Linked DNA regions of Homo sapiens: all the other regions are linked to region 1. A link is an interaction called in ENCODE POLR2A ChIA-PET data of the cell type or tissue named here. Cell type or tissue: OCI-LY7. All regions are shown on one strand. Links, peaks and the distances in the headings refer to the core of each region. The heading gives the core; the rest is flanking DNA.

Evidence for each region. Peaks named below come from ENCODE experiments on the same cell type or tissue, not always from the same donor. Only the 100,000 strongest peaks of a DNase experiment are listed, where the experiment ranks them.
Region 2: POLR2A ChIA-PET joins it to region 1 with 9 read pairs; 2 of 35 experiments call an interaction of 5 or more read pairs at or near these places.
Region 3: POLR2A ChIA-PET joins it to region 1 with 6 read pairs; 2 of 35 experiments call an interaction of 5 or more read pairs at or near these places.
Region 4: POLR2A ChIA-PET joins it to region 1 with 6 read pairs; 2 of 35 experiments call an interaction of 5 or more read pairs at or near these places.

What each region holds. Positions count from the first base shown.
Region 1 is chr11:47,396,087-47,403,563 of GRCh38, forward strand. All of the region lies in intron 2 of SLC39A13-AS1 (SLC39A13 antisense RNA 1), which reads right to left. MIR4487 (microRNA 4487) reads left to right here and starts at 4,884; the gene lies at 4,884-4,956. RefSeq lists a silencer at 3,943-4,302 and an enhancer at 4,352-5,352. In OCI-LY7, for the core only: CTCF peaks have their summits at 3,080 and 3,287; DNase peaks (open chromatin) are centred at 4,265, 4,555, 4,795, 5,595 and 1 weaker place; H3K4me3 peaks cover 3,450 bases; H3K27ac peaks cover 4,766 bases.
Region 2 is chr11:46,805,484-46,812,960 of GRCh38, forward strand. It overlaps CKAP5 (cytoskeleton associated protein 5), which reads right to left. Exons shown (of 44, transcript NM_001008938.4): 5 at 5,524-5,695; 6 at 4,259-4,391; 7 at 3,917-4,017; 8 at 2,548-2,661. Among named protein-coding and RNA genes, the nearest start is that of CKAP5, 37 kb to the right of the region's middle. In OCI-LY7, for the core only: CTCF peaks have their summits at 3,518 (motif pointing left) and 3,722; a DNase peak (open chromatin) is centred at 3,508.
Region 3 is chr11:46,857,374-46,864,850 of GRCh38, forward strand. LRP4 (LDL receptor related protein 4) reads right to left here. Exons shown (of 38, transcript NM_002334.4): 36 at 7,075-7,162; 37 at 5,233-5,374; 38 at 1-1,942. The coding sequence ends at 1,610. All of the region lies in intron 2 of LRP4-AS1 (LRP4 antisense RNA 1), which reads left to right. Among named protein-coding and RNA genes, the nearest start is that of LRP4-AS1, 15 kb to the left of the region's middle. In OCI-LY7, for the core only: no CTCF peak of the experiment used is centred there; no DNase peak of the experiment used is centred there.
Region 4 is chr11:47,734,574-47,742,050 of GRCh38, forward strand. It overlaps FNBP4 (formin binding protein 4), which reads right to left. Exons shown (of 17, transcript NM_015308.5): 9 at 2,043-2,167. Among named protein-coding and RNA genes, the nearest start is that of AGBL2, 23 kb to the left of the region's middle. In OCI-LY7, for the core only: no CTCF peak of the experiment used is centred there; no DNase peak of the experiment used is centred there.

The DNA.
Region 1 (7,477 bases), core at 1,418-6,417:
GCAGAGTTCAGAGCAGAGATGGGGCCAGCCCCAGGCCATGACAGCTGGCAGGCCCTCAACCATCAACCTCAGCCATCCCTGAACTTCTCCCCAGCCAGACCAGGTGGCCCAGGGCCTGGGGCTTGAAGGGCCTGGAGGTCACCGTGGGGCATGAGATGTCCACAGCCTCAGGACATAACCCGGGTGTATCTTCTCGGAACATCCACTCAGGTAGAAGACTGAGAGGAAGATGTTTTAGGAAAGGGGAGGGAAATCCCCACACATTAAAGAGAAGGATGCAAACTTGTATGATTTTTTTAAGATAAAATAAGGAATTTCAGGCTGGGCCCAGTGGCTCACACCTGTAATCCCAGCACATTGGGAGGCTGAGACAGGTGGATCGCCTGAGGTCAGGAGTTCGAGACCAGCCTGGCCAACATTGTGAAACCCCCATCTCTGCTAAAAATACAAAAATTAGCCAGGTGCAGTGCCACGTGCCTGTAATCCCAGCTACTCAGCTACTTGGGAGGTTGAGGCAGAAGAATCGTTGAACCCAGGAGGCGGAGGTTGCAGTGAACCAAGATTGTGCCACTGCACACTCCAGCCTGGGAGACAGAGTGAGATTCTGTCTCAAAAAAAAAAAAAAAAAAGGCTGGGCTTGGTAGCTCACGCCTGTAATCCCAGCACTTTGGGAGGCCGAGGCAGGTGGATCACCCGAGGTCAGGAGTTCGAGACCAGCCTGGCCAACATAGTGGAACCCCATCTCTACTAAAAATACAAAAATTAGCCAGGTGTGGTGGCACGCACCTGTAGTCTCAGCTACTTGAGAGGCTGAGGCGGGAGAATAGCTTGAACCCGGGAGGCGGAGGTTGCAGTGAGCCGAGACCATGCCATTGCACTCCAGCCTGGGTGACAGAGTGAGACTGTCTCAAAATAAATAAATAAATAAAATAAAATAAGTAAATAAACAAATGGAGAAATGCCTAGCTCAGAAGTTTGCAATGAGGGACAAATGAGGCTGTGGAGTGGGGCCTTGGGGTAATCGTTTGGCCGGCAACACACTGCGGCCACCCACCTGTCGCCCCCCTCTCACCTGCCTGAGTTGGGGTGAACACTCCAGCTCGCCACTCTTCTCTGAGAACCCCCAGGGCCCCTCCCTGGCCTCCCTCTGGCCCTTCCTGACCTGGAGGAGTCCTGAAGCTGAGGTTCCCAGCCCCACCCTCAAGGTGCTCCCTCTCTGGGACAGAAACCTTAGAGGCCCCAACTCCCACCTTGGCAGGACTCCCCAGTTCTGCTCACACTCTGTGCCCCTCACATGACATCCCCACTGCTGCCCCGAGACTGTCTTAATAACTAGAGGTATTCACCAGGCACTCTACATACACAGCATCTTGTAATCCTTGACGATGCAGGTATTCTCATCCCCATTTCACAGATAAGGAAACTGAGGCTCGGGGAGGACTGACAGGTGCAAGCTCAGCTGGCTAGAAAGGGGCAGCACTGGCCGGGCGCAATGGCTCACACCTGTAATCTCAGCACATTGGGAAGCCAAGGCAAGTGGATCACCTGAGGTCAGGAATTCGAGACCAGTCTGGCCAACATGGTGAAACCCCATCTCTACTAAAAATACAAAAATTAGCTGGGCATGGTGGCGGGCAGCTGTAATCCCAGCTACTCAGGAGGCTGAGGCACAAGAATAGCTTGAACCCAGGAGGCGGAGGTTGCAGTGAGCCGATATCATGCCATTGCACTCCAGCCTAGGTAACAGGGTGACAAAGCAAGACTCCGTCTCAAAAAAAAAAAAAAAAAAAAAGTAAAAGAAAGGGGCAATGCTGAGATGAGAACTCAGTTTTCCTGTGTGCCCATCCAGTGGAAGTCCCATGCAAACCCTGAGGCAAAGCAGCATCTCTTTGGAAAAAGACTTCAAGCCTTTTAGAGTCTCACTGCTGCCTCCAGGCCCACGGCCACCACCTCTTCCCAGCTCCCCTACCCTGTCCCTATTCTCAGTTGTCCTGCTTCTCCTGGTCCAGGCTGGAGGATATCAGAGTTGAAAAAATTCCAGCCTCAGGTGCCCATGGGACCAGAGAGATGATAAAATCCAGAAAGGGGATGAGCCAGGCTCCCCTTGGCTCTCAGCCCTGGGCATGAACACGTAACAGTGGGACTTAACTCCCTGGGAGACAGGCCCAAAGAGGCAGCATTCCTGGTGGTGAGACCTGAGTGCATCTGCACCAGACATTTCCGCATTTAAATCTCAGCTCTGCAATGGAGAGACCACCCCCTGGGTAAGTGACAACATGAAAATGGGAGAAAATGCCTCTCCTGGCCTGGAGATCTCACAGGAGGGAAATGTGTTTCTAACAGCCATGGGCCCAGCCCTCCTTCAGGCACCGGCTCTGTCCAGTAGGTACGATTATTACTCCCATTTTACATACGAGGAAACCCAGGGAAAAGAGATGTCCCAAGGTCACACAGCCTTGCAGGGGCTTGAACCCCAATCCTGTCTAACTCCAAGTCCCATGCACTTACATATACCTGAGAGCCCCTCCTTCCTTTTCTCCTAGGAGTTCTTCTGTACCTTCCTAGCTTGCAGGGTTGGGGCCCTGGGTGGCAAGTTGAACCATGACTGGATGGGACTGGAGGGCTTGGCCCTGCCTGGCTGAGGCTGCAGTCTGCAAATACCTGACTGCCCTTGCTCTTGGTTGGGCTGAGGGACTGCTGCCTGGGCATGCAAGGGGTTGGGGACCAGCTGCAGCGGCACCTCCCTGACATATTGCCTTGGGCCACCCTGCCCTCTAAGCTTGTTGGTGTCTGACTTTCTTGGGAGAGGGGTATAACCCCTTCCAGGGGGCCTGCATGGTGGGGCTGAGACACTAAGAAAGCTGCATTTGAGCTTCCTCACTGGCTCAGCTCCTTCTGAGGCCCTGGAAGGGGTCTCAGCAATTTTGTTTTTGTTTTTTATTTTTTTGGTTTTTTTTTTGATGAAGTCTCACTCTATTGCCCAGGCTGGAATGCAGTGACACAATCTCGGCTCACTGCAACCTCTGCCTCCCGGGTTCAAGTAATTTTGCTGCCTCAGCCTCCCGAGTAGCTGGGACTACAGGAGAGCGCCACCACGCCTGGCTAATTATTTTATTTTATGTTTTGTATTTTTAGTAGAGACAGGATTTCACCACGTTGGCCAGGCTGGTCTCGAACTCCTGACCTCAGGTGATCCACCCACCTTGGCCTCCCAAAGTGTTGAGATTACAGGTGTGAGCCACCGCGAACGGCTGTTTTGTTTTGTTTTGTTTTGTTTTTGTTTTTTGTTTTGAGACAGAGTTTAGCTCTGTCACCCAGACTGGAGTGCAGTGGTGCGATCATCTCAGCTCACTGCAACCTCTGCCTCCCGGGTTCAACGATTCTCCTGCCTCAGTCTCCCGAGTAGCTGGGATTACAGGCGCCCACCATCACGTCCAGCTAATTTGTGTATTTTAGTAGAGACAGGGTTTCACCATGTTGGCCAGGCTGGTCTGGAACTCCTGACGTCAAGTGATCCGCCCACCTTGGCTTCCCAAGGTGCTGGGATTACAGGTGTGAGCCACTGCGCCCAGCCTCTCAGCAATTTTGTATTTGTGACTTTGTAATCTTTTCCTTAAAGAGTGCCCCCCCAAATGGTTTTAAGCTTCAGGCTCCTGGGAACCTAGATCTGTCCCCAGGGTGGGGCGGTGGAAAGCGTTCCAACCCCCTCCCACTTGCTTTTTGCATGCTGGCTCTGGGGCTTTGGGTGAAACTCCCCACTTTGCCATCTATACAATGGGGATGAATGAGGCGATGCGATGCTTAGAGGACCCTCTGTTCAAAACTCGCCCAACCCACAGAGACCTTCACAAGCCTGCACTTGGTCCATCACCAACAGCCCTGTGGGGAAAACCGAGCTCCTACCCCCATTTTCCAGCTGAGATAACTGAGGCGTGAAGCCCCGCTGCCGCTCGTCGCTGAGGCTGTGAGCAGGCTGGAGCCTCATCCCCCACTGCTCCCTGGGGTCTCCTCCCGGGATGCCAAGCCTGGGTAGCAGGAGGGGGTCTCCAGGGTGCGGGGGCGCTCTGGGGAGGCCGGGGGCGGAGGCGGTGTCCCGCACTGTCCCACCGCAGGGCCGACCTCGGCCCTTATCTGCTCCGGCAGCTTCCGCCCCCCAACTCCAGCCCCCGCCGCAGGCCCGGCCCCCGGCCCCGCCCCCCTAGGGCCCCTCCCCCGCGCCGCCCGCCCCCAGGGGAGCGCCCGAGCTGCCCGGCTGCGGCCCAGTCGAGCGGAGAGGGGGCCCAGCCCCCCCAGGTGGGCAGCCGGAAGTGATAAATAACCGAGACGGGGGGGGGGGGACACCATTGCAGTGAGGCCCGAGTTGTCCCGGGATACTCGCCCACAACCCAATAGGAGCTCCCCAAACTAAGTTGTCTTCGCCAAAAATGGGAGGGGGTCTGAGAAGGAAGAGGAAAGGGGTTCCTTAAGGCCCCAGGGACAAGAGGAACAGTGGAGTCAGTTTAAACAGGGCTCTGAGAGGCACACGACCTCCCCCCACACTAACAATGCCAAGTGGCCTCCCTGGGACAGGTGTGGGGGGGGGAGAGAGAAGCGGAGACACCTCAGAGAAAGTGAAAAGGAAGTCACAACTGGAGATGCCTGCGGAGTGCAGCGGGGCATAGCCTCAAAAATACATAAGGAACTCTTGCAAATCAAGGAAAAGAAAATCAAGCAATCCAATATAAAAAAATAGATAACACACACGCAGCGCAGGCATGTTAGGGCAGAGAAAACGAATTTGCTCAAATACCATCTAAGGGAGGCTCAGCCTCACTGCTGATGAGGGCGATGCAAATTCAGACCACAATGAGATGCTATTTACACCATCTGAAGGGCAGAAGGGAACTGTCCTTCAGCCAGAGCTGGCTGAAGGGCAGAAGGGAACTGTCCTTCAGCCAGAGCTGGCTGAAGGGCAGAAGGGAACTGTCCTTCAGCCAGAGCTGGCAAGGAGGGGAGCAGCAGGCCCTCCTGCATGTGGCTAGTCAGGATGCGGCTCCAAATAGCCCCCTAGGGAGAGCAATCTGGCCTTATCTCACGAAGTGGAGGTACAGAGGCTGTCACCCACACATCCCCCCAGGCAGCAAATCAAGATAAGTTCTCTGACAAGTGCGCCAAGAGACAGGGACAAAAATATTCACGTTGTCCCTAATAGCAAAAAAAATCCTGAAATAACCCCAGGGCCCACTGATAAGAGAATGGATAAATAAATTACAGTAGACACATTCACAGGGTGGAGATCATTCAGCAATGCAAGCAGGTGACCCACAGGTTCACCAATATCATGAAGGAATCTTTGCACCATGGTATTGAGTGGAAAAAGTCAGTCCCAGAAGATGGATACTTGCGGCTCTCTGTATCCCTGGGTTCCACATCCATGGATTCAACCAACCTCGGATGGAAAATATTTGGAGAAAAAAATGGATGGTTGTGTCTGTACTAAACATGTACAGACTTTTTTTCTTGTCATTGTTCCCCAAACAATACCATGTAACAGCGATTAACATAGCATTTACATTGTTTTCGGCAATCTAGAGATGATTTAAAGTATATGGGAGGATGTGGTAGGCTAAATATGCAAATATTTAATACCACACCATTTTATATCAGGGATTGAGCATCTGTGGATTTTGGTATCCTCAGGGGGTCTTGGAACCAACTCCCCCCCATCCCCGCCAGGACGCCAAAGGACAGCTGTCCTTACCCTTCTCATGAAGTTCAAAACCAAGCCAAGCCATATCTTTACAAATAACAATGTTCCTTCCCTGTTTCTAATACCTTTGTTATTAGGAGATGGTATGATTACCCACATAAAAGACTCTAGGCTGGGCATGGTAGCCCAAGCCTGTGTCCCTAGCACTTTGGGAGGCCAGGAGTTCAAGACCAGCCTGGGCAACATGGCAAAACCCCATCTCTACAAAAAATACCAAAAAAAAATTAGCCGAGCATGGTGGTTTGTGCCTGTGGTCCCAGCTACTTGGGAGGCTGAAGTGGGAGGATCATTTGAGCCCAGAAGGCCGAGGTTGTGGTCAGCGGAGATTGTGCTATACTCCAGCATGGGCAACGGAGTGAGACTCTGTCTCAAAAAAAAAAAAAAAAAAAAAAAAAAAAAAATATATATATATATATATATATATATATATCCCCACAAATATAAAATATCTAGAAGTAAACTTGGTAATAATTATGCAGAACCTATAGGAAAACAATTGTTAAATTCACTAAATAATGTAAAACCTTAAAATAGTTTTTTTTTTAAAAAAGCCAATTCAAATGGAATATTGTCTAGGTATACATACATATGTCAGAAAAAGCTTTATCAAAAAAATAAAAGCAAGAGTCAGGTGTGGTGGTGTGTGCCTGTAGTCCTAGCTTCTTGGGAGACTGGGGCCAGAGGACCATGTGAGCCCGGAAGCTTGAGACCAGCCTGGGCAACAATTTTAAAAAAATTTTAAAATTAAAATTAAAATCTCTAATTTTAAAAAAAGAAAGGCCAGGCGTGGTGGCTCACACCTGTAATCCCAGCACTTTGGGAGGCCGAGACCAGCGAATCACTTGAGGTCAGGAGTTCAAGACCAGCCTGGCCAACATGGTGAAACCCTGTTTCTACTAAAAACACAAAAATTAGCTGGGCATGGTGGGCGCCTATAGTCCCAGCTTCTCGGGAGGCTGAGGCAGGAGAATCGCTTGAACCTGGGAGGCAGGGGTTGTAGTGAGCTGAGATTGCGCCACTGCTCTGCAGCCTGGGTGACAGAGCTAGAATCTGTCTCAAAAAGAAAAAAAGAAAGAAAGAAAAATAAAAAGCAAAGGACTGATCATCACAAAATTCAGGTTTCACTGAAGGAGGAGACAGGGAGATGGGATAGGGGAAGGGTAACAAGTAAGGAAAGATGTAAATCAACACAAAAATTAAACAAGAGCCTTGCAGGGACCAAAAGGGCAGTGCAGAACGCACAAGGATTTCACCCCAATTTGTGCACCTGAGACAAGAGAAGGGGAATGGGAGACATGAAATTGATTTGGATAAACTTTTATTCAGAGTATGGGCAAAAGCTTGCTTTTTCTAGCAGCCCACACCTGGCAGGGAAAGAGGCCTGTGTATCCAGGGGACAAGGCTAAGGGATCCAAAGACACACCGACATGCAGAGCCTTCAGAATGGACAGGTCAGGAAGGCTGCAGGGAGGAGGTGGCCTTGTCAACAGGCTAGGTTTCAATCGACTGAGATGGCGAAAGGGGAAGGACATCCCAGGCCTGCCGAGAGTGGGGTGGGGGTGACAGAACTTGCCACAGTGGAGAGGCTGGACAGAGAGTAGTGGGACTCAGCTGTTCATGGTGGAGCTGCTGGTGGCAAGGGAAGAGGGGAGAGGCCCTGTGGGGTCACTGGAGCATTGCCCAGCCAGGGCTTAGGATTCAGTGGAGAAAATACCCCAGGAACTCATG
Region 2 (7,477 bases), core at 902-5,901, 590 kb before region 1:
GATTGGTCTGTAATCTATTCTTCAATCTCATCCTCTTTTTTCCATTTCACCATTTCCCCACTTTTTTCCATTTCACCATTTCCCCACTTTTGTTATGTTTCTAGGAAGTCAACATAATACAAAGTTTGTGTGTACATATAACTAAAATCAAATACAAAAAATAAAATGTCAGCTGGGCACCGTGGCTCATGCCTGTAATCCCAGCACTTTGGGAGGCCAAGGAGGGTAGATCACCTGAGGTCAGGAGTTCGAGACTAGCCTGGCCAACATGGTGAAACCCCGTCTCTACTAAAAACACAAAAATTAGCTGGGTGTGATGGCAAGTGCCTATAAATCCCAGCTATTTGGGAGGCTGAGGCAGAAGAATCACTTGAACACGGGAGGCAGAGGTTGCAGTGAGCCGAGATCGTGCCACTGCACTCCAGCCTGGGCAACAATAACGAAACTCCATCTCAAAAAAGAAAATAAAAAAAATAAAATGTCTCTGTCACTACTTAAGGCAAAAAGAAAAGAAAATGTCGTTTCAGGTTAATTTTTACAACTGAAGTTAACTTTTCATTGTTTTAAATATTTTAGCCACAAAATTCAGTTTCTTTTTACTTGTTTGTGGTCTCTGATTCCCTCCACCCCACCACGTGAAAAGGGAAAGAAGTTTCTACTGCTACCCTAGATCTCTCAGAAATCTATTGTCTGTCTACTCAAATATAAAATCCATGATGCTCTCTCTTTATATAGTACAGCAAGAGATTATATTTACATTCACAATGCCAATGGAAACCACAGAACTGTCTTTGTGTGAGAAGCTAATATCCTTAGAAAATACATGTAGAAAACACATAATATTAATGATAAGGAAAAAGAAAAGGTTTTCTTTGACACATCGAGAATTCAGCACCAGAGCAATAAGATTTCTAATTAATAACCAAATGCTGGAAGAATTGACAGAGAATCTGTAGCTCTCTTCATATGCCACTGGAACCTGACTTTCCTTGTCTCAGTGCCCTCTACTATTCCCCTTCCCATTCTTTCCTCCCAGGTTCCAGGTTGGTAAAACTCTTTTTCCCCTAGGGCAACTCTCTTTTAATTTATTTTACACGAGTGTAACTCTTCAAGATGGAAAATTGATGACTGAACAAAGATTTCACAAATCATATCTCTGCCTCCAAGTCCCACTGAAGGAAAGCCTAGGAAGGTTAACTACTAGAATATAGTTGATCCTCATCATTCACGAATCCATATTTGCAAATTCACCTACTTGCTAAAACTTGCTTATAATCCCCAAATCAACACTCATGGTACTTTCCTGGTCATTTACAGACAAGTTCAGAGCTGTGAACATTTTGTGTTGTCTATTGTGCACATTCCCAGCTGAGGTAGACAAGATAACACTCTACCTTCTTGCTTTAGCTTTTACACTATAAACAAGTGTCTTTTTCATGGTTTATTCAGTGCCATGTTTTTGCATTTTTGTGTTTTTTGTTGGTGCTCTTGTTGTTTAAAATGGCCCCTAAGTGTAGTGCTGAAATGCTGTCTAGTATTCCTAAGTGCAAACAGGCTGTGATGTACCTTAGGGAGAAAATATATGCGTTAGGAAAAGCTTCAATCAGGCAAGAGTTACAGTGTTGTCGGCCAAGAGTTCAATGTTAATGAATCAACAACATATATTAAATATGCTATCTCCAAACAGAATAAAACAAAGTTATGTACTGATTGATGGAAATGTTGTGACCAAAGGGTTGCAGGATCCTAACCCTGTATTTCTCTTAGAAGCAATGATTCAATATTCACTAATTTAGTGTTCGCAGTGGCTTTACAGAATATAACTACTACAAGTAATGACTTAGGTGTGCGTATAATTAAAAATCAACTTCCTCCCCTCACCATTGTAATCCTCTGTAATTTCAGACTGAGGAAGCAAACAAAACAAAATTTTCATTCTTGCTATATTCATGAAGATGTTTTCAGAGTTTGTTCTTAAGCACTATAATCATATCCACAGTGTTTGATCTATACTTACAGTTTTCATAAAAAGTTACTACATACAAAATGTCCACCAGCAGCATTCAACTTGCAATACCAAAAGATTATTTCCTAAAAATGTTTATCTCTTACTTAGTACTTGTCTGTTTCAGAACTGACCTCATATTCGTATACTCTTTACATACTGATACAAAGTAGTGTGTTATCATTTGCTATCTTCATGTTTAATATTTGTCCAATTAAATACAGCTAACTTAAATAGCTCATCCTATAGAATTATAAAACTGGAAAATGTAGTTCTAGATCAGCAACTCTCTTTTCCTAGAGAGTTACAGAAGCTATCAAATAGCATACCTAAAGTCAAAGTGACAAAAAACAAAGATTGAAAATGAAACTAACCCACAACAGGAATTTAAAACAACCCTTTAAAAATGTATGTCTGTAATTCAAATACCATCAGTAATGTTCCTTAAGTGGCAATGTATGTGTAATTAAAAAGATGACTGATGAGAAATTCAAAGGCCTGATGGCTGTTACAATACCAGTACTGCAAGTCCTCATATTTACCTTCTTTAATGCTTTTACTAAATCTGCATAATCGCCAGCTTCCAGTTTGGGGTTTTTTATTAGTACTTCTACAGACTCCAGGGCCTCTTTTCTCTCTTGCCATTTTTTTGCCTCCTGCAAGATACAATATGAGTCATTTGTAACAGGAAATAAGAGAGCGGAATAAAAGTCTATTTATTGCACTCTGCTAATTCAAAGATACATAATTTTTTTAAAAAATTATAAAACTGGCCGGGCGCAGTGGCTCACGCCTGTAATCCCAGCACTTTGGGAGGCCGAGGAGGGCAGATCATGAGGTCAGGAGATCGAGACCATCCTGACTAACAAGGTGAAACCCTGTCTCTACTAAAAATACAAAAAATTAGCCGGGCGTGGTGGCAGGCACCTGCAGTCCCAGCTACTCGGGAGGCTGAGGCAGGAGAATGGCATGAACCCGGGAGGCGGAGCTTGCAGTGAGCCAAGATCGCGCCACTGCACTCTAGCCTGGGCGACAGAGCGAGACTCCGTCTCAAAAAAATAGTAATAATAATAAAAAATAAAACTGTGGAGGCAATCAGAACATTTTGTTCATATATATAAATTTTTGTTCATATATAAAAAGTATTTTCATAAGATGTTATAACTAAAGTAATATAATAAACAAACAATGCCATAGACGTTTCATTCTCATTTTCTAGGCAAACGTTAGTAAGCAGATGTCAAACAGAAAACATTAATAGAAAGCATTTCTAGCCCACCCATCTCACAGCAGCACAATTACAGGAGAGGAATTTCTACACTGACAACATTAAAAAGACCAGAAAAGAACAATCACATAACCAACAACCCACTACTACAGTGGTGGTTGGGATAAGACTGTGTTTCTCAACTGGGGATGATTTTGTCTCCTAGGGAACTTCCGGCAATGTTTCAAGACATTTTTGATTGTCATGACTTAGGGAGATGGTATTACTGACATCTAGTGGATAAAAGCCAAAGATGCTGCTAAACATCATACAATGCACAGGACAGCTGACAAAAAATGTCAACAGTGCTAAGGTCAAGAAACCTTGGGGTAAAGTAGTGGCAGTAGAAACGGAGAAAGGGGAGGAATCCGGAGCTCTTTAGTGTTAAAAACCAGAGAGAAAATTAGAAAAAGGAAGTCAAGAATGTTCTGGTTTTATGGCAAGACATGTTTTAAAAAAGTGCTATAATATATATATGTACAAAGTAGTGTGGGAGCAAAGAGGAAGAAGCAACTAACTCACTCTACTAGGGAAGATATGGGATGGAAGGGGGTGCATCAGGCAAGGGCTCAGCAGAGTATTCTAATTCTATTCAAGTAATTATTTTACAAGAAATAAATGAAAGAAGTTTAACTATTACTTACAATTTTGTCATAAAAGTCTTTGGGAAGTTTGGAAAGGATTTCTACAGCTTCTAAAAGCTCATAAGCATCTATTTGTGGCACCTCATCACCATCATCACCACCTTTAAGGAGAAAAACAACACAAACCTTAAAAATGCTTAGAATTGTTTTACTTATCAGTTATCAGTCCTTTCACAACCCTGATGAAATTTTAATAGAGAAGGGACCAGAGTTATTAAAGCTACATGCAACTTATATTTTATTAAAGGCAATCCTACAAAATATGCCTAATGAACACAGATTCTCATGGCAGTGCCAGTTCTTGCTAATTTTTGCAGAAACCGGTGTTTAAAATTGGCTTACCTCCTTCAGCATCTCCACCAGCAGACTGTTGTTGTTCCAATTTAGCTTCTAGTTCTTGTTGGGAACGAAGAAATCGAGTAGGTCTAGGAGCACTTGTTGGCAGTTTGACCCATTCTTCTTCTAGTTCTTTCAACTGCAAATGTCATATAATATTTAAATAATATCTGCATCTCCACCATTAGTTAACATACTTAATACTTACATTTATTGACATATCAGGACCCAATTTCTTTCTTTTTTTTTTATTGGAGACAGAGTCTTACTCTGTCACCCAGGCTGAAGTGCAGTGGTATGATCTTGGCTCACTGCAACCTCCACCTCTTGGGTTCAAGCAATTCCCGTGCCTCAGCCTCTCGAGTGGCTAGGATTACAGGTGTGCACTACCACATCCGGCTAATTTTTGTATTTTTAATAGAGATGAGGTTTCACTATGTTGGCCAGGCTGGTCTTGAACTTCTGACCTCAGGTGATCCTCCTGCTTCAGCCTCCCAAAATGCTGGGATGACAGGTATAAGCCACCGTGCCTGGCCTCTAATTTCTTATTTATGTGGCTCTACCAGGGCAAACAAGAAAGATTCATTCATTCATTCATTGAGAGACAGGGTCTCAACTCTTTTGCCCAGGCTGGACAATTTTGGCTCACTGCAGCCTCCACCTCCCCAGGTTCAGGTGATCCTCCCACCTAAGCTTCACGAGTAGCTAGGACTACAGGCTGTGCTACCATGCTTGGCTAATTTTTTTTTTATTATTTGTAGAGATAGGGTTTGCCATGTTGCCCAGACTGGTCTCGAACTCCTAGGCTCAAGTGATCTGTCTCCCTGGGCCTGCCAAAGTGCTGGGATTATAAGTGTGAACCACTGCACCAGCGGAAGAAAATATATAATTAAATTTTATTTCTTTTACAGCATAAGTCAAACCAACTTGAATTTACTATAAGGAAGACGTATGTCTAAGCACTAAGAAAGAACAGTAAGTCCCACTTTTTAAGACACTCTCATTAGTTCATTAATTCAGATACATTTACATCATCAGAAGAGTCTCCAAAACCAATTGTAATAAAAAGCCAGAAAGAATGTACTTCACACAGATAATAAGTTCTGCCACCCAAGAGAATTGCTGAGAAAGTTAGCTATGCTCAGAAAAGCTGATTTCAAAATTAAGAATGTAAAATAATTATTTTTAAGGACAGAATATCAACAACGATAGGAAGAAAATATTTTCATATTAACCTTGTGCGAAAGCAACCAGAAAACTTTTTGTCTCACCTGAACAGAGTTTATATTTTGTAATGGGGGTCTCAGAGCATCCCGAATCCATCTGTAAATCTCCACAGCAATTAGTTTGGCTTCATCTCGAACAGCCTTCTCTCGAGACTCAAAGAGTTTTGGCAACACTTTGATAATTGGCTTAAGCAAGATGATTTTGGAACCAAATTCACTACAAGTAAAAAATTGGGAAAAAACTGTCAACGTGCAATGCAATTAAATAAAGCATTAGCTTTTCTTCATTCAAACATAGTTCCATATCTACATATTAGAAGAATTATATAAGTTCAGTTTTTTTTAAGGCAACAAAAGAAAAGGAACTCATAACTGCTTACCTACTAAGGTGTTGTTCTTCTAAGAATATTATTTAATGTGTAGGGCCCAAAATAATATTACCATTTTTAAACAAACTTTCTAGGTAAGCAGACTAGGAATAATTAAAACCTATAAAGGATCAACATGTTTAATACCCTTTTTTTTTCTTTTTCAGATGGCATTTTGCTCTTGTTGCCCAGGCTAGAGTGGTATGGCATGATTGCAGCTCACTGCAACCTCTGCCTCCTGAGTTCAGGTGATTCTCCTGTCTCAGTCTCCCAAGTAGCTGGGGTTACAGGCATGCGCCACCACGCCCAGCAAATTTTTGTATTTTTAGTAGAGATGGGGTTTCACTATGTTGGCCAGGCTGGTCTGGAACTCCTGACTTCAGGTGATCCACCCGCCTCAGCCTCCTAAAGTGCTGGATTACAGGCGTGAGCCACCACACCCAGCCTAATACCACAAATATGTATGTATATACATATAAAAGCTTACAAATATAAACTAGTTTATAAATATTTACATGAATGAAATCTACTTTTAATAAACCTTTAATAGCTCCTATAATTAAAGTGATTCATTTACCTAGATAGATCACAAATCTTGGCAATATTTTGTTCCTGACTTTGTGGCTATCACACTATAACTCTGGGCATCTTAAATCTTTCTTTACTTCAGTTTTCTATGGGGAAAATGTTGCATTTTGACTTCTTTCAAAAAGCATATTTGGCCAGGCGCAGTGGCTCACACCTATAATCCCGGCACTTTGGGAGGCTGAGGCAGGTAGATCACCTGGGGTCAGAAGTTCAAGGCCAGCCTGGCCAACATGGTGAAACCCTGTCTCTACAAAAATACAAAAATTAGCCAGGCACGATAGTGGGCGCCTGTAATCCCAGCTACCTGGGAGACTGAGGTGGAAGAATCGCTTGAACCCGGGAGGCAGAGGTTGCAGTGAGCCGAGATCGCGCCACTGCACTCCATCCAGCCTGGGCAACAGAGCAAGGTTCCGTCTCAAAAAAAAAATAAAATTAAAAAAAAGTGTGTTTAACCTTACATATCTGTCATAGATTACATTTTCAAGTTCCCAACTGGCCAATTTTAGCTATCTAATATCACTATTAACATTTGTGAGTATCAGATTCTGGAGCAGGAGAGATTTATTTATGAAAGAACACTGAAATTCTGTATGAGTAGTAGGACCCAAATTATTATTTATCTATTATCTAATGTGCACAAATTTATCTCATGTGAGCAAATGCAACAAAATTACTCAGTAATAGCTACTAGTGTACTCCAACGATTTTTTTTTCTTGGTTTTTGTTTTTACTTTTTTGGAGACAGGGTCTCACTATGTCATCCAGGCTGGAATGCAGTGGTATGATCACAGCTCACTGCAGCCTCGACCTTCCCTGCTCAAGCTATTCTCCAGACTCAGTCCCCCAAGCAGCTGAGACTACAGAGGGGCACCACCATGCCCGGCTAATTTTTTTTTTGTATTTTTTGTAGAGACGGGGTTTCTCCTTGTTGCCCAGGCTGGTCTTGAACTCCTGGGCTCAGGCAATCTGCCTGCCTCAGCCTCCCAACCCAAAGTGCTGGGACAATACAGGCATGAGCCACTGCTCCTGGCCTTAATTATTAT
Region 3 (7,477 bases), core at 1,023-6,022, 540 kb before region 1:
CACAGGAGAAGTTTCAACTCAGGAAACTTCCCCTAGAAATTCTCCCCTCCATTCCCAGCCCCTGTTGTTCTCTCCTGCCACTTCTAATTCCTGGGGGAGAAGAGGTCTGGGTCTGCCATGGGCTAGGAGGGCCTCATCAGTGGTGCTCTCTACCTTCCTACTCCTTACCCACCTCTTTGTATTTTTATTTATTCAGCCCTCCCACCACAGGACTTTGGAGATTGCTGGTGCCACAAGGCTTGGTCAGAAAAAGCAAATTAGGCAAAAAAACAAACAAAAAAACCCCACGAAGAACAGCTAGGGAGACGTTTTAGGGCAAAAATAAGTCTCAATTTCCCTGATACCAGGCTGAGACACGTGCCCTTTGTGTGAATGAGCATGAACCAAGTGATGGCATCCCACATGGAAACTAAGCCCCTTAGCTGAGGGGACAGCTGGAAGAGGAACATCACCACCCCGTAGCCACAGGCTTGCTGTCCACTAACTTAGATCCCTGAGCACTTGAGAAAGAACATAGGAAGTTCAACAGGAAGTTTGACCCTCATGGATACTTCTCTTTAGGCCCTGGGTTTCCCAAGTCTCCAACCTGATCGTTCTTTCTGACCATTTATGACAACTTCTGGTTTTTCTTTGAAAGCTTGTTTCTAGGTCTCTTCCCCAGAATCCCAGGACATGAGGGAGAGAGGGGTCAGGAGGTATACCATATTTGGTCTAGGCAGAGCTTCTTAGACTTTTCAGAGACTCAGCCCCCAAGGCCTAACATTCACTCAAGCCACTGGCTCACAACCTGGTTAATTTGAGCAAAGACTTAGGAAAGGTACTGGCCAGTGGTGGCACCAGGAGGGAATTCCTATTAGCCAGTAGCCTTGTGATAGGGGACCCAGTTATCTGAATGTAGAAACAGCTCCAGACATTCTAGGAGGAGGAAGAACAGCCTGAGCCACCCCCATCTCACCAGTATCTGCTGCTGAAAAGGCAGTGTCTCTTAGGGCAAGAATAATGTCCACTGCCAGCAATGGACCAGACACCCAGATCCAACTACCCCCCAAAGCTTTTTCATGTTACTAACACACTTGAGGCTGGAGGTTTCCCAGATGCCCATACCTGCTGGGCTGATTCTTCCTTCTTCTCTCAGCCTCTATCCTTCATCCCTGTCTTTACCCACACCCCCATGTCCCAGCCCCTGATGGGCAAGTTCTCTCAGAGAAGCAGTCATGCTGGCTGTGATGGGGCAGAGCGCAGTCCTGGGTCATCAGCTGCATCAGCACTGAGAAGCAGGCACTGAGGGTACTGGGGAAAGGGGAGGTGGAGCTCTACGCTGGTGAGGAATCACGAATAAGCAGTTTCAGGGGGCCCAGGATGGAGTACAAGATGTGAGGTTCATGGTAAAATCCAGGTCTAAATTCTCGTGATGTGCCATCATTTCTTGTGCACAGGTAGTTATGGACTCACGTGGTAAACAGCTCCGGTGAAGGCTTAGGAACAGTTATGGGGTGGGAGGAGGAGGAGGACAAGCACACAGAAGCGGGGCCTGCGGTGTAAGCGAGCACAAGGACTAGACGTCCATAAAGGAGAAGGAACAGGCAGGCAGGGAAGAGAATGTGGGCATTTAGACCTGGCTCTCTGAGGAGAGCTTGCGTTCATGTTTCCAGCCCGTGTCTGGCAGAGAGCCTCGTCTTTCTGGAGTGGCTGCAGTATGGACGCTGCTACACTCAGACTGCTCTTCCTGTAACAGCTGCTCCGTCTCTGTGTCATCCAGGGAGCCAGAGCTGGCCTGGATGGACACCGTGTCTGTCTTCATGCATACATGATCCCGGAGGAGGCCCCCCCGTGAGCTTCGCAGTTGCTTGAGGTCATCCCACTCAGCATCATCCCCAGACAGGAGGCAGATTCCCTCTACGATCTTGATCTTCTCCTTGGTGTAGTTATGGTCAGGCCCTCCCTAGGGTGGAGAGTGGGCAGATATGGTCAGTCAGTTGGCCTTCTACAAAGGATCCCATGGTAAACTGAAAAAGGAAGTGGATGGGGTAAGAGTAGGAGTGAAGCGCACAAAAATCCCACAAACAAATGGGGAAATGTGATTAAGACAAGTGTATGAGGCCTAGCCTAAAAGGGGAGAGGCAGCTGTGATAATTATTACCATTACCATACAGGAGGAGGGAAAACCATGGCTTCCGGTCCTGCAGCAGCCACTCACTGGCTTTGTCACCTTAGGCAAATTATTTCACATTTCTAAAACTCAGTCTCTTAAGACTCTGCAGTGTGAGGAGAGTAACAGTATCCACACCTCACAACCAACTGCTGTCACCTTAAATGAGATGATACATGGAATGCAGTTATCAGGGAGCTTGACACAAGATGCACTATAACATGTTAGCTATGTTACATTGTTACTGTGGTTTATTAATGGGACATCATGCTGATATAAATCATCAAAAGCAATTGGCAAGAGCAATTAAATGTACATTTATTCAGGATTTTAAGCTACTTCGGGTGCTAGTTTGTATCTCTTTTTTCTAATTTTGTTAAGGAGAAAACTTGGGAGGTAAGACAGGGGACTCTAGAAAATCCTCTTATCTGGCCGGGCGTGGTGGCTTACACCTGTAATCCCAGCACTTTGGGAGGCCCAGGCGGGCAGATCACTTGAGTTCAGGAGTTCGAGACTAGCCTGGCCAACATGGTGAAACCCCATCTCTACTAAAAATACAAAAATCAGCTGGGTTTGGTGGCGGGTGCCTGTAATCCCAGCTATTTGGGAGGCTGAGGCAGGAGAATCCCTTGAACTCCGGAGGCTGAGGTTACAGTGAGCCAAGATCATGCCACTGCACTCCAGCCTGGGTGACAGAGCAAGATTCCATTAAAAAAAAAAAAAGAAAGAAAGAAAGAAAAAAAACTAAAAAAAAGGAAATCTTCTTATCTGGGTCCTAAACGTCAATATAGTGGGGTCCTGCAACTTATAACCTTTTTTGGGAGGTTACTCTCGCTCTGCTGCCATGAGTCCTGGGACCATTCCCAAGCAAAACCTGGGACTCTTCCAGGCACAGCCTGGAGTTCTGCTCGGGCCTCTCCCTTTATGGCTTCTTCAAAGAGCAGCCTCACTCCTGGCTGCTGGGGTATACCAACCGACATACCACCACTGCTAGAAGAAAATGGATCATCTTGGGTTCTGTCCCTGGGATAGTATTCCTGCCAAGAGTTCTGCAACTGTGGCTGTGGCTCTATTTTTGTAACAATTCAATTCCACAGATATTTACTGAGCCCCTATGTTAAGCAGAAGACTGTGCTAGGTGCTTTGATGATTATACAATATAAAACATGGTCCCTGCCCTCTGAGAGTGACAGTCCCCTCAGCCATGCAGAGTGGGACATAGCACACAAGCAAACACACAGATGTCTGTTCACCCAGCACACCCTCCAAGATGAAATTAGTATAAGATGCAGACCACTCAATGTCTTAATTAAGAGACACGCTGGGTAAGTTAGGGAGAGGTGGGGGATATGGCACTTGCAATTTGGGAAACACCACTCCCTCTACAAACACACAGCAACAGGTACCTGAAATCAAGAGGAAATCAGAAGAGAAAAGGTGAAAGACTATCAGAGGGGTGAAAGAGCTGCTGAGGAAGAAACACACAACAGAAGAAAGAGGTCACACTATTTTCATTGCTATCCTGTGGCCTTCATTGTGGTTCTTTTCTGGAGCATCAGATACTCCAGGAACCCAAGAATCTTCAAGAGTCTTTCTCTCAAAGATATTGGGGAGGGGTCTACCATTCCTAGAACTACAAGCCATCCCTGCACATTCTGTTTTGACTGCAGTAGAAGCTTTTAAAAAATTTTTAATTTCAATTTTTTTTTTCAAACACCAACTTGAACCAGAAGTAGTGGAAGCTATTTAAATACGGGAATTCATGGATCCAGAAAGCACATGATTATTATGTGAAATGTGTTTATTACACATGAGAGCCCTGCAGGTGTGAGAGCAGGTTCTGACTGTGCTAGATAGGCCAAAGAAGTAGACTGATGAGGATCTTCATAAGGAATAACTTCTGATGAAGAGTTACAGGATTTTAGGAAAAAAACAAGGCTTATATTGGATTAGGAAAATCTGAAATACCAGGTATAGTTAGTTTCCTTGTGGAAATGGGACTTTTTTTTTTTTTTTTTTTTTTGAGACAGGGTCTCATTGTCACCCAGGCTGGAGGGTAGTGGCATGATCACAGCTCACTGCAGCCTCCAACTCCTGAGCTCAAGTGATCCTCCTACCTCAGCCTCCTGTGTAGCTGGGACTACAGGCACAAGCCACCACAACCAGCTCATTGAAATGGGACTATTTTTCATGCCTTCACATTGAGCAAATAATTTTCCATTGAAGTGACAAAGAAGTTAAAAAAAAACAAACAAACAAAAGCAGGCTGGGCGCAGTGGCTCACGCCTGTAATCCCAGCACTTTGGGAGGCCGAGGCAGGTGGATCACCTGAGGTCAGGAGTTCAAGACCAGCCTGGTCAACATGGAGAAACCCTGTCTCTACTAAAAATACAAAATTAGCCGGGCATGGTGGCGCATGCCTGTAATCCCAGTTACCCGGGAGGCTGAGGCAGGAGAATCACTTGAACCCGGGAGGTGGAGGTTGCAGTGAGCTGAGATCGTGCCATTGCACTCCAGCCTGGGCAACAAGAGCGAAACTCTGTCTCAAAAAAAAAAAAAAAAAAAAAAAGCAAAAGCAGGTAAACCTTCAGAATTCTAGAGAAATTTTTGTGATAAGAGGAAGAATAGTGAAAAACAAGCCATTCCCAACCATAGGTGCTACTAGCTTGGACTGGAGGTTAGTAATGGGCGAGTCCAGGAGCTCTTGGGTTTTTTGGGTGTTGTCTGGGAGAGCTCCCTTGTTTCAGAAGCACATAGCCTTTTGCAGGGGAATGACAGTTCCTGGAGGGAAAGAACCTATAAGCTTGGAAAAATATCTCATGGCAGGGCAACTGCTTTCAGACCTAAATCTTCTGAGATCTGCCTTCTAACCTGGCTCTCACTAAGGTCCCTCAAACTAATCCCTCAGAGATTCTAGAACTTCCCAGAAACCCAAATTACATTCAGTTCTTCTGTTCACTATAACTTCCAAAATGGTAGATGGGATTACTCAGCAGCCGTTACTGACTTATTTGGGCATTTGGAGTAAAATCCCTCCCCACACCTCGCCAAAAAGACCCTTGAATATAAATTTCAATTTTTACCTCTTTCTTATAGCACAGCTGGTTGTACATGGCTGGTTTGGGGATTGCTTCAATCTTCACTTCCTGTGTGGATGTTCGGTAGGAGGGGTTGCTGTAGGTGAGGTTCCCCATTCCAGGATCAGTGAACTTGGATTTTTTGTGTCTTTAGGAGGGAAGGTGATGAGAAATTAGTCGAGATCTTTAAGGGGATGATACCTGGGAAAGCTGTAAACTGAGTCTGGTAGGCAGCCTCTAAGATGATCCCAGTGACTCCCACTTCCTGGTACTCATGCCCTTAAGAATCCCCTCCCCTTGAGTGTGGACTGTTCTGGTGACTTACTTCTAATGAAAAGATTATGCAAATGTGATGGCTACTAGATTAGGTTACCAAGAAACTGGTTCTGGTCTTGAGTTGCCCTCCCTCATTCTCTTTTGCTCTTGCTCTGGGAGAAGCAACCTGCCATGTTGTAAGTTGTCCTATGGAGAGGCCCACAAGGCAAGAAACTAATGAGGAAGGCCTCCAGCCAACAGCCTATGAGGAGCTGAATCCTACCAACAACTATGTGAGTGAGTGTGGAAGGGGATCCTTCCCCGGTCAAACCTTGAGATGAGACTGTAACCCCAGCTGATATCTGGATTGCAGTCTGTGAGACACCTTGAGGCAGAGGCACCTAGCTAAGCTGCATCCAGATTTCTGACCCATAGAAACTGTGAGATAATGGTTGTCATTTTAAGTCACTAAGTTTTCGGGTAATTTGTTATGCAGCAATGGAGAACTGATGCACTGAGCTTTAGAGTCAGACAGATCTGTTTCAATTCCACCTCTGTGATTTATTAGCTGGGACCTTGATAGATATAATCTAAACTCTCTGGCTGGGTGCGGTGGCTCACACCTGTAATCTTGGCACTTAGAGAGGCTGAGGTGGGCAGATCACACAAGGCCAGGAGTTCGAGACCAGCCTGACCAACATGGAAGAAACCCTCTCTCTACTAAAAATACAAAAAAAAAAAAAAAAAAAAAAAAATTAGCTGGGCATGGTGGTGCATGCTTGTAGTTCTAGCTACTTGGGAGGCTGAGGCACAAGAATTGCTTGAATCCAGGAGGCAGAGGTTGCAGAGAGCCAAGATTGCACCACTGCACTCCAGCCTGGGCAACAGAGTGAGACTCTATCTCAAAAAAATAAGACAAAAATTAAAAAAAATAAACTTTCTGAGCCTCAGATCCTCATCTGTAAAGTGAGGAATAATAATACCTGTGTTACGAGGTTGTCATGACATTGATATATATCCATTAATGGTAACTGTTACGATGATGATGATGAAGAACAACAGCAGCAAACTGTAAGCTACGTTTAAAGCATTTGGGGGAAAATATAAAGAAAGAGGGACATAAAAAGATTATAAATGACACATTCTACCTTTCCAGAATGATTGCTACTGAGCAAAGATGTACAAACCAATATTGTAGTAAAAGGCTGTGTTTGTATAAGGGGAAAATCATTTCCAATTTCAGTGGTTTGAAGCAGGGAGTACTGGAAAAAGCAAAGATGTTAAGAGTCAGTCTTAGATTTGCCTCTTACTTTGTGACCTTGGGTAATATCCTCTGTGCACTCAGCATCCTAGTCTATAAAGAAAATCCGAAGGGTTGTTACAGTCATTCAATAAGGAAAATGCTTAGGCTGTGACTGGAGAAGAGTAAGTATTTAGGTTTCCACCCTTTCCTTCTGCTGCCCTGACCAGGCACCCAACCTTGCAATAAGGCTGGTCAGAGCTTGATTCAGTGAACTGCAGAGCTTCGGGAGATCCCAGACATGCTCATGAAGACCAATGAGCATGTGGCCCCTGTAGCAAGACTGAAGTTACCTGTACAGCATCAAAGCTGCAATCACCACCAAAATCAGCAGAATACTGAGGAGTCCACCAATGGCGTAGCTGATATGAAGTCCTTCCCCTAGGAAGAATAGAGAAACACTAGGCAGGGGCCACCGACAACTTTCTAGCGGTGCTGGTGTGAGGAATGGAAAGCTGAAAGGCTCCTTTTGTAGGTGTTGGACCCCATACCATCTGAGGATGGCTAAGGGCCTCCTTTTCAGATAGGTAAATGGGAGGTGCAGGGAGGAGGCTGAGAAGAAATCTGTCACTCTGCCAGCATCTCTGATCCCATTTCGACCACTTCCTAGCTATCTGACATAAGGCAAGATGCTTAACTTGTAAGCCTACATTTTCTCTTTAGTTAAATGTAAATAATAAATTGCTCATAGGACTG
Region 4 (7,477 bases), core at 1,567-6,566, 340 kb after region 1:
TTGAAAAGCTAAACTCAAAGAGTAGAATTAGAATGGTGGTTGCTAGGGGCTGGAGACAGGGGAATATGGGGAGATGTTGGTCAAAGAATACAAACTTTCAGTTATAAAATAAATTTTGGGGCTGGGTGTGGTGGCTCACACCTGTAATCCCAGCACTTTGGGAGGCTGAGGCAGGTGGATCACAAGGTCAATAGATAGAGACCATCCTCGCCAACATCGTGAAACCCCACCTCTACTAAAAATACAAAAATTAGGTGAGGATGGTGGTGCACACCTGTAGTCCCAGCTACTCGGGAGGCTGAGGCAGAAGAATTGCTTGAACCTGGGAGGTGGAGGTTGCAGTGAGCCAAGATTGTGCCACTGCAATCCAGCCTGGTGACAGAGCAAGACTCCATCACCCCAACACCCCCCCCCCCAAAAAAAAAGGAAATCTAAAGCACAGCATGGTGACTACAGTTAACAATACCTGAAATTTGTTAAGAGTATAGATCTGATGTATCATCCCCACATACAAACACAAGACAACTCTCCAAGGTAACGTGATATGTAAGTTACTTTACCTGGTTTGTGATAATCATATCATAATATATACATATAACAAATTATGACATAGTACATGCAAGATATATGTATAGTCAACTACAGCTCAACAAAGCTGGAAAAAATAGATCCTGAATGATATAAATACCAATATTGTCAAATTGCCATTTATCCATTAATTGCTTATATTAGCCACCTGCTGAAGCCTGAAACAAAATTAATTATTCCAGTCCCTTCTACTTGGTTGTTCCCTAACTAGTAACTGGATACTCTTTCAAGTCAAAAGAATATGTTAAGTGGTTTTTCCAACAGACCACCCTTAAATAGCTAATACTTATTTGGTCTAACTCTCCCATGAGATTAGGTTAGAAATGCAATTCAAACTAAATTTGCCTTTGTGTAAAGACAAGTATTTCACACAGGAATTAAATCTGTGACTTTTCTCCCAAACTAGAGAAGCCTATAAGCTACTGCTTCTCAAACAAGAGGCTTAATTTGAAGAAAGCAATTGAGCAGTTAGAATTTTAGATAATTTCTCAGTATCAAGTCAGCCTTAATTATTTCAGACTTAAATATGATCTTTTCACCTAACCAAGTAAACAATTTAGGTTTGGAAACAGTAAAGATTATTTTTACTACTTGTTAACAGAAAGCAGTTTAATAAATGGCATTAAAAAAAAATGGGGCCCGGTGCGGTGGCTCATGCCTGTAATCCCAGCACTTTGGGAGGCCGAGGCAGGTGTATCACGAGGTCAGGAGATCGAGACCATCCTGGTTAACACGGTGAAACCCCATCTCTACTAAAAATAAAAAAATTAGCCAGGCGTGGTGGCGGGCACCTGTAGTCCCAGCTACTCGGGAGGCTGAGGCAGGAGAATGGTGTGAACCCAGGAGGCGGAGCTTGCAGTGAGCCGAGATCATGCCACTGCACTCCAGCCTGGGAAACAGAGCGAGACTCCGACTCACAAAAAAAAAACACTTGCCAGGCGTAGTGGTGGGTGCCTGTAATCTCAGCTACTTGGGAGGCTGAGGCAGGAGAAGTGCTTGAACGTGGGAGGCAGAGGTTGCAGTGAGCCAAGATCGGGCCACGGCACTCCAGCCTGGATGGCAGAGCAACACTCTCTCTTGGGAAAAAAAAAGAAAAAAAAAAAAAATTTGGCGGGCCGGGCGCAGTGGCTGACGCCTGTAATCCCAGCACTTTGGGAGGCCAAGGTGGGGGAATCATGAACGCCAGGAGTTCGAGACCGGCCTGGCCAACATGGTGAAACCCCGTTTCTACTAAAAATACAAAAATTAGCTGGGAGTTGAGGTGCGTGCCTGTAATCCCAGCTACTGGGGAGGCTGAAGCAGGAGAATGGCTTGAACCCAGGAGGCAGGCAGAGGTTGCAGTGAGCTGAGATCGTGCCACTGCACTCCAGCCTGGGTGACAGAGCAAGACTCCGTCTCAAAATAATGATAATAATAATAAAAATTTGTCAAGTTGCATTAAGTAATATACATACTTTCAAATCCTGTTCTTCTTCTACTTTTGGTGTTGTCTGTACTTTTATTTTCTCTGGAGATTCTTCTACTTCCATCTCTTTATCTGAATTCTCATCTATTTTTTCTGAATTTTCAGCACCAATTGCTGTAAAAAAAACATGTAAAATTAAACCAAAGTACCAATACTTATAGAACACTATATACCTTTTCCCCCATAGCAGATATCTGCAAAAGATTATTAGTTCTTTCTCTCTTGCCTGTTTTACTTACTTGTTAAAACTCTTCAAACATGTCAGCCTACTGTCTATATAACCCAAAAACAATTCAGGGCCGGGCACAGTGGCTCATGCCTGTAATCCCACCACTTTGGCATTTGGAGGTGAAAAGATCACGAGGTCAGGAGATCGAGACCATCTTGGCTAACACAGTAGAACCGTCTCTACTAAAAATACAAAAAATTAGCCACGCATGGTGGCATGTGCCTGTAGTCCCAACTGAGGCAGGAGATATGCTTGAACCCGAGAGGCGGAGGTTGCAGTGAGCCGAGATTGCGCCACTGTACTCCAGCCTGGGTGACAGAGTGAGACTCCATCTCAAAAAATAAATAAATAAAATAAAAATCCTTTATAATCAACTTTCTTAAAATACATCTATAAGTAAAATTTACTTTAGCCTATCAAATTACCCTTAAGTTTCTGCTTTCCCCTTCTCCTTAACATCTTTTCTAATCTTCTCTTCCAGAATACCACTGCTTCAATTACTTATAATAGCTAGACAGCAAACCTGAGTATGTAAGAATTCTTTAACAAGTTGCAGGGGAAGGTGCTCAAAAGAGCAACATTATTAGCATTATTATTTTTTAGAGACAGGGTCTCATTCTGTCGCCCAGGCTGGAGTGCAGTGGCATGATCTCGGCTCACTGCAGCCTCAACCTCCTAGGCTCAACGGATCCTCCCACCTCAGCCTCCCAAGTAGCTGGGACTACAGGCAGGTGCCACCGTGTTCAGCTAGTTTTTGTATTTTTAGTAGAGATGGGGTTTCACCATGTTGCCCAGGCTGGTCTCAAACTCCTGGACTCACGCAATCTGCCTGCCTCAGCCTCCCAATGTGCTGGGATTATAGGTGTAAGCCACTGCACCCAGGCTGCATCATAATTTTTTTTTTTTCTGAGATGGAGTTTCGCTCTTGTTGCCCAGGCTGGAGTACAGTGGCGTGATCTTAGCTCATTGCAACCTTTACCTCCCAGGTTCAAGTGATTCTCCTACCTCAGCCTCCCAAGTAACTGGGATTACAGGCATGTGCCACCAAGCCTGGCTACTTTTGTATTTTTAGTAGAGATGGGGTTTCACCATGTTAATCAGGCTAGTCTCGAACTCCTGACTGGTGATCCGCCCGGCTAGGCCTCTCAAAGTGCTGGCATTACAGGCGTTAGCCACCACGCCCGGCATGCATCATTATTTTCAAACCATCTGGTAACTTCCTTCCTGAACTGGTGAAGACCTACAGACATCTATATTGAATCCACCTACTTAGTTGGTGCTATTGGTAATGGGAATCTCCAAAAGAGAAGAGGTCTACCAACTTAAAACGGAGCACACAATATGAACTCTTTTATCTTTGCTTTCCAACACCTGCATACTCAAACTAATTCACACAGTCTGAATGACTGCCAGTTAAAAAGCCAAAAATGGCCGGGCATGGTGCCTCACGCCTGTAATCCCAGCACTTTGGGAGGCCGAGGAAGGTGGATCACCTGAGGTCAGTTCAAGACCAGCCTGGCCAACACGGTGAAACCCTGCCTCTACTAAAAATACAAAAAATTAGCTGGGTGTGGTGCTGGGCGCCTGTAATCCCAGCTACTCAGGGGGCCGAGGCAGGAGAATCGCTTGAACCTGGGAGGTGGAGGTTGCAGTGAGCCGAGATTGCACCATTGCAGTCCAGTCTGGGCAACAAGAGCAAAACTCCGTCTAAAAAATCATCATAATTTTTTAAAAAGCCAAAAATACCTCAAATGTGAAAACCGTGACTTTGGGTAATCCTTCATCTTCAGGATTAAAAGTAAAAATGTAACTTTAAATAGCTTTTAATATTTTAAACTTTTTTTTTTGAGATGGAATCTTTGTCGCCCAGGCTGGAGAACAGTGGAGCTATCTCGGCTCATTGCAATCTCAACCTCCTGGGTTCAAGCAATTCTCCTGCCTCAGCCTTCCAAGTAGCTGGGGCTTCAGGTGTTTGCCACCATGCCCAGGTAATTTTTTTTTTTTTTTTTTTTTTTTTTTTTTTTTTTTTAGTAGAGACAGGGTTTTGCCATGTTGGCCTGGCTGGTTTCAAACTCCTGGCCTCAAGTGATTTGTCCACCTCAGCCTCCCAAACCGCTGGGATTACAGATGTGAGGCACGGCGCCTGGCTTTTTTTTTTTGAGGCACGGTCTTACTCTGTTGCCCAGGTGGGAGTATAGTGGTATGATCACAGCTTATTGCAGTCTTGACCTCCTCCAGCCTCATTTTTTGTTTTTTAGTAGAGACAAAGTCTCACTATGTTGCCCAGTTTGGTCTCGAACTCCTGAACTCAAGTAATCCCCATGCCTCAGCCTCCCAGAATGCTGGGATTAAAGCTGAGCTATTGCATCCGGCCTAAAACTTTTTATTAAGTCCTTAACCTTATAATATAATAGCCTGGCTCTCCTTTTACCTGATCGTTAATATTCCCTCTTTATTATCAAATTGTCTGAAACAAAATCTTCCCACTAATCCCATTTATTAATTTTTAATGCCATTATATATTAAAAGTCTTCTATCTGGTGGCAGGTCCAAGAATTTAACAATTTTAAGGATGGCTAGAGTTAAAGACTAGAATGTTTTGGAGGGCAAGTACACAGGCTCTATTAAATTAGAATGCACACACCCCTTTGACCTGGCAATATACCACTAGGAATCTTTACTGCTGTGAAACTAGAATGTACATAAAATATATTCATCAGGATGTTACCACAGTATTATTTATTGTGAAACAGGTTAACAAATGCATATAATATAAAGAATAAAATTAGCTCAGTGAGGTGGCACAAGCCTATAATTCCAGCACTTTGGGGGAGCGAGGCAGGAGCATCAATTGAGCCCATGAATTCAAAGCTGCATTATGATTATGTCAACTATATTCGGCCTGGATGACAGAGTAAAATCTGTCTCCTTTTTCTTTTGAGATGGGAGTTTTGCTCTTGTTGCCCAGCCTGGAGTGCAATGGTGCGATGTTGGCTCACCACAACCTCCATCTCCCAGGTTCAAGCGATTCTCCTGCCTCAGCCTCCCGAGTAGCTGGGATTACAGGCATGCGCCACCACGCCCGGCTAGTTTTATGTATTTTTGTTTGTTTGTTTGTTTGTTTAGTAGAGACAGGGTTTCTCCACGTTGGTCAGGCTGGTCTCGAACTCTCAATCTCGGGTGATCCGTCTGTCTCGGTCTCCCAAAGTGCTTGGATTATAGGCGTGAGCCAGGCCAACATCCTCTCTCTTAAAAGAAACAAAAATTCAAGTAAATTGGTCAGGCGCAGTGTCTCACGCCTGTAATCCAAGCACTTTGGGAGGCAGAGACGGGCGGATCACCTGAGGTCGGGAGTTCGAGATTAGCCTGGCCAACATGATAAAACCCTGTCTGTACTAAAAATACAAAAATTAGCTGCGCAAGGTGGCGTGCGCCTGTAATCCCAGCTACTCGGGAGGCTGAGATAGAACTGCTTGTACCCGGGAGGTGGAAGTTGCAGTGAGCCACGATCGTGACACTGCAGTCCAGCCTGGGTGACAGAGTGAGACCCCGTCTCAAAAAAAAAGTAAATATAACATGGCTTATTAAAATATCAAAATATTAACATGTTAATATTGAGTCTTCCCAGGTTTCTCTGCCATCACAGCCACACCAGATATGACCTCTACCCTCATGGTGCCAGTCATTATGTTCCTTTAGCTTCCTCATGGACAGATCTTTAAGCACAACATACATATGTATTTGTTTTTTTTTTCCCCGAGACAGTCTCACTCTGTCGCTTAGGCTGAAGTGCAGTGGCACAAACTCGGCTCACTCCAACTTCCGCCTCCTGGGTTCAGGTGATTTCCTGCCTCAGTCTCCCAAGTAGCTGGGATTACAGGCGAGCACCACCAGGTGCAGATAATTTTGTATTTTTAGTAGAGACGGGGTTTCACCATGTTGGCCAAGATGGTCTCGATCTCCTGACCTCGTGATCCACCTGCCACGGCCTCCCAAAGTGCTGGGATTACAGGCATGAGCCACTGCACCCAGCCACATTTTTTTTGTGTGTGTGATGGAGTCTCATTCTATTGCCCAGGCTGGAGTGCAGTGGTGCCATCTCAGCTCACCACAACCTCCACCTCCCCAGTTCAAGAGATTCTCCTACCTCAGTCTCCCAAGTAGCCGCCACGCCCAGCCTATTTTGCAGTTTTGGTAGAGACGGGGTCTCACCATGTTGGCCAGGCTGGTCTCGAACTCCTGACCTCAGGTGATCCACCCACCATGGCCTCCCAAAGTGCTGGGATTACAGGCGTGAGCCACCGTGCGCCAGTCTGTTTTTCTTTTTCTTTTGAGGCAGGGTCTTGCTCTGTCACTCAGGATGGACTGTAGTGGTGTAATCATAGCTCACTGCAGCCTCGAACTCCTGGGCTCAAGCTATCTTCCTCCCTCAACATCCTGAGTAGCTGGGATTATATCCGTGTGCCACCACACTGGCTAATTTTTAAAAAACATTTTAGAGACAGTGTCTTGCTATATTGTCCAGGCTGGTCTTGACTCCTGGCCTCAAATGATCTTTCCGCTTTGCCCTCCGAAAGTAAATATTATTGTTTCTATGATTAAGCCACATTGATGCACATAACTATGGTATGTTCACTTTGTCACTGCTGCTTAGTATTCCTTTCTAAGAATATACCACAGGGCTGGTCGCAGTGGCTCACGCCTGTAATCCCAGCACTTTGGGAGGCTGAGGCGGGTGGATCACAAGGTCAGGAGTTCAAGAACAGCCTGGCCAAGATGGTGAAACCCCATCTCTACTAAAAATACAAAAATTAGTCAGGCGCAGTGGCAGGCGCCTGTAATCCCAGCTACTCGGGCGGCTGAGGCCGGGGAATCGCTTGAACTCGGAGGGTGGAGGTTGCAGTGAGCTAAGATCATCCACTGCACTCCAGCCTGGGCGACAGAGTAAGACTCCGTCTCAAAAAAAAATAAAAAAATAAAGAATGCACCACAATTTATCTATGATACCTCTAATGGACATTTGAGTGCTCTATAGGGTTTTTTTTCATAGCACAAATGCAGCAATTTTTTTTAGTGAAACATGGACACAATTTAAATGTCCATCAACAGTGGGCAGAGTTAAATACGCACATCTACACCACTCAGTTTTAACCAATGAACAATAATTTTTAAGGCACGTTGTTAAGTGAAAACTG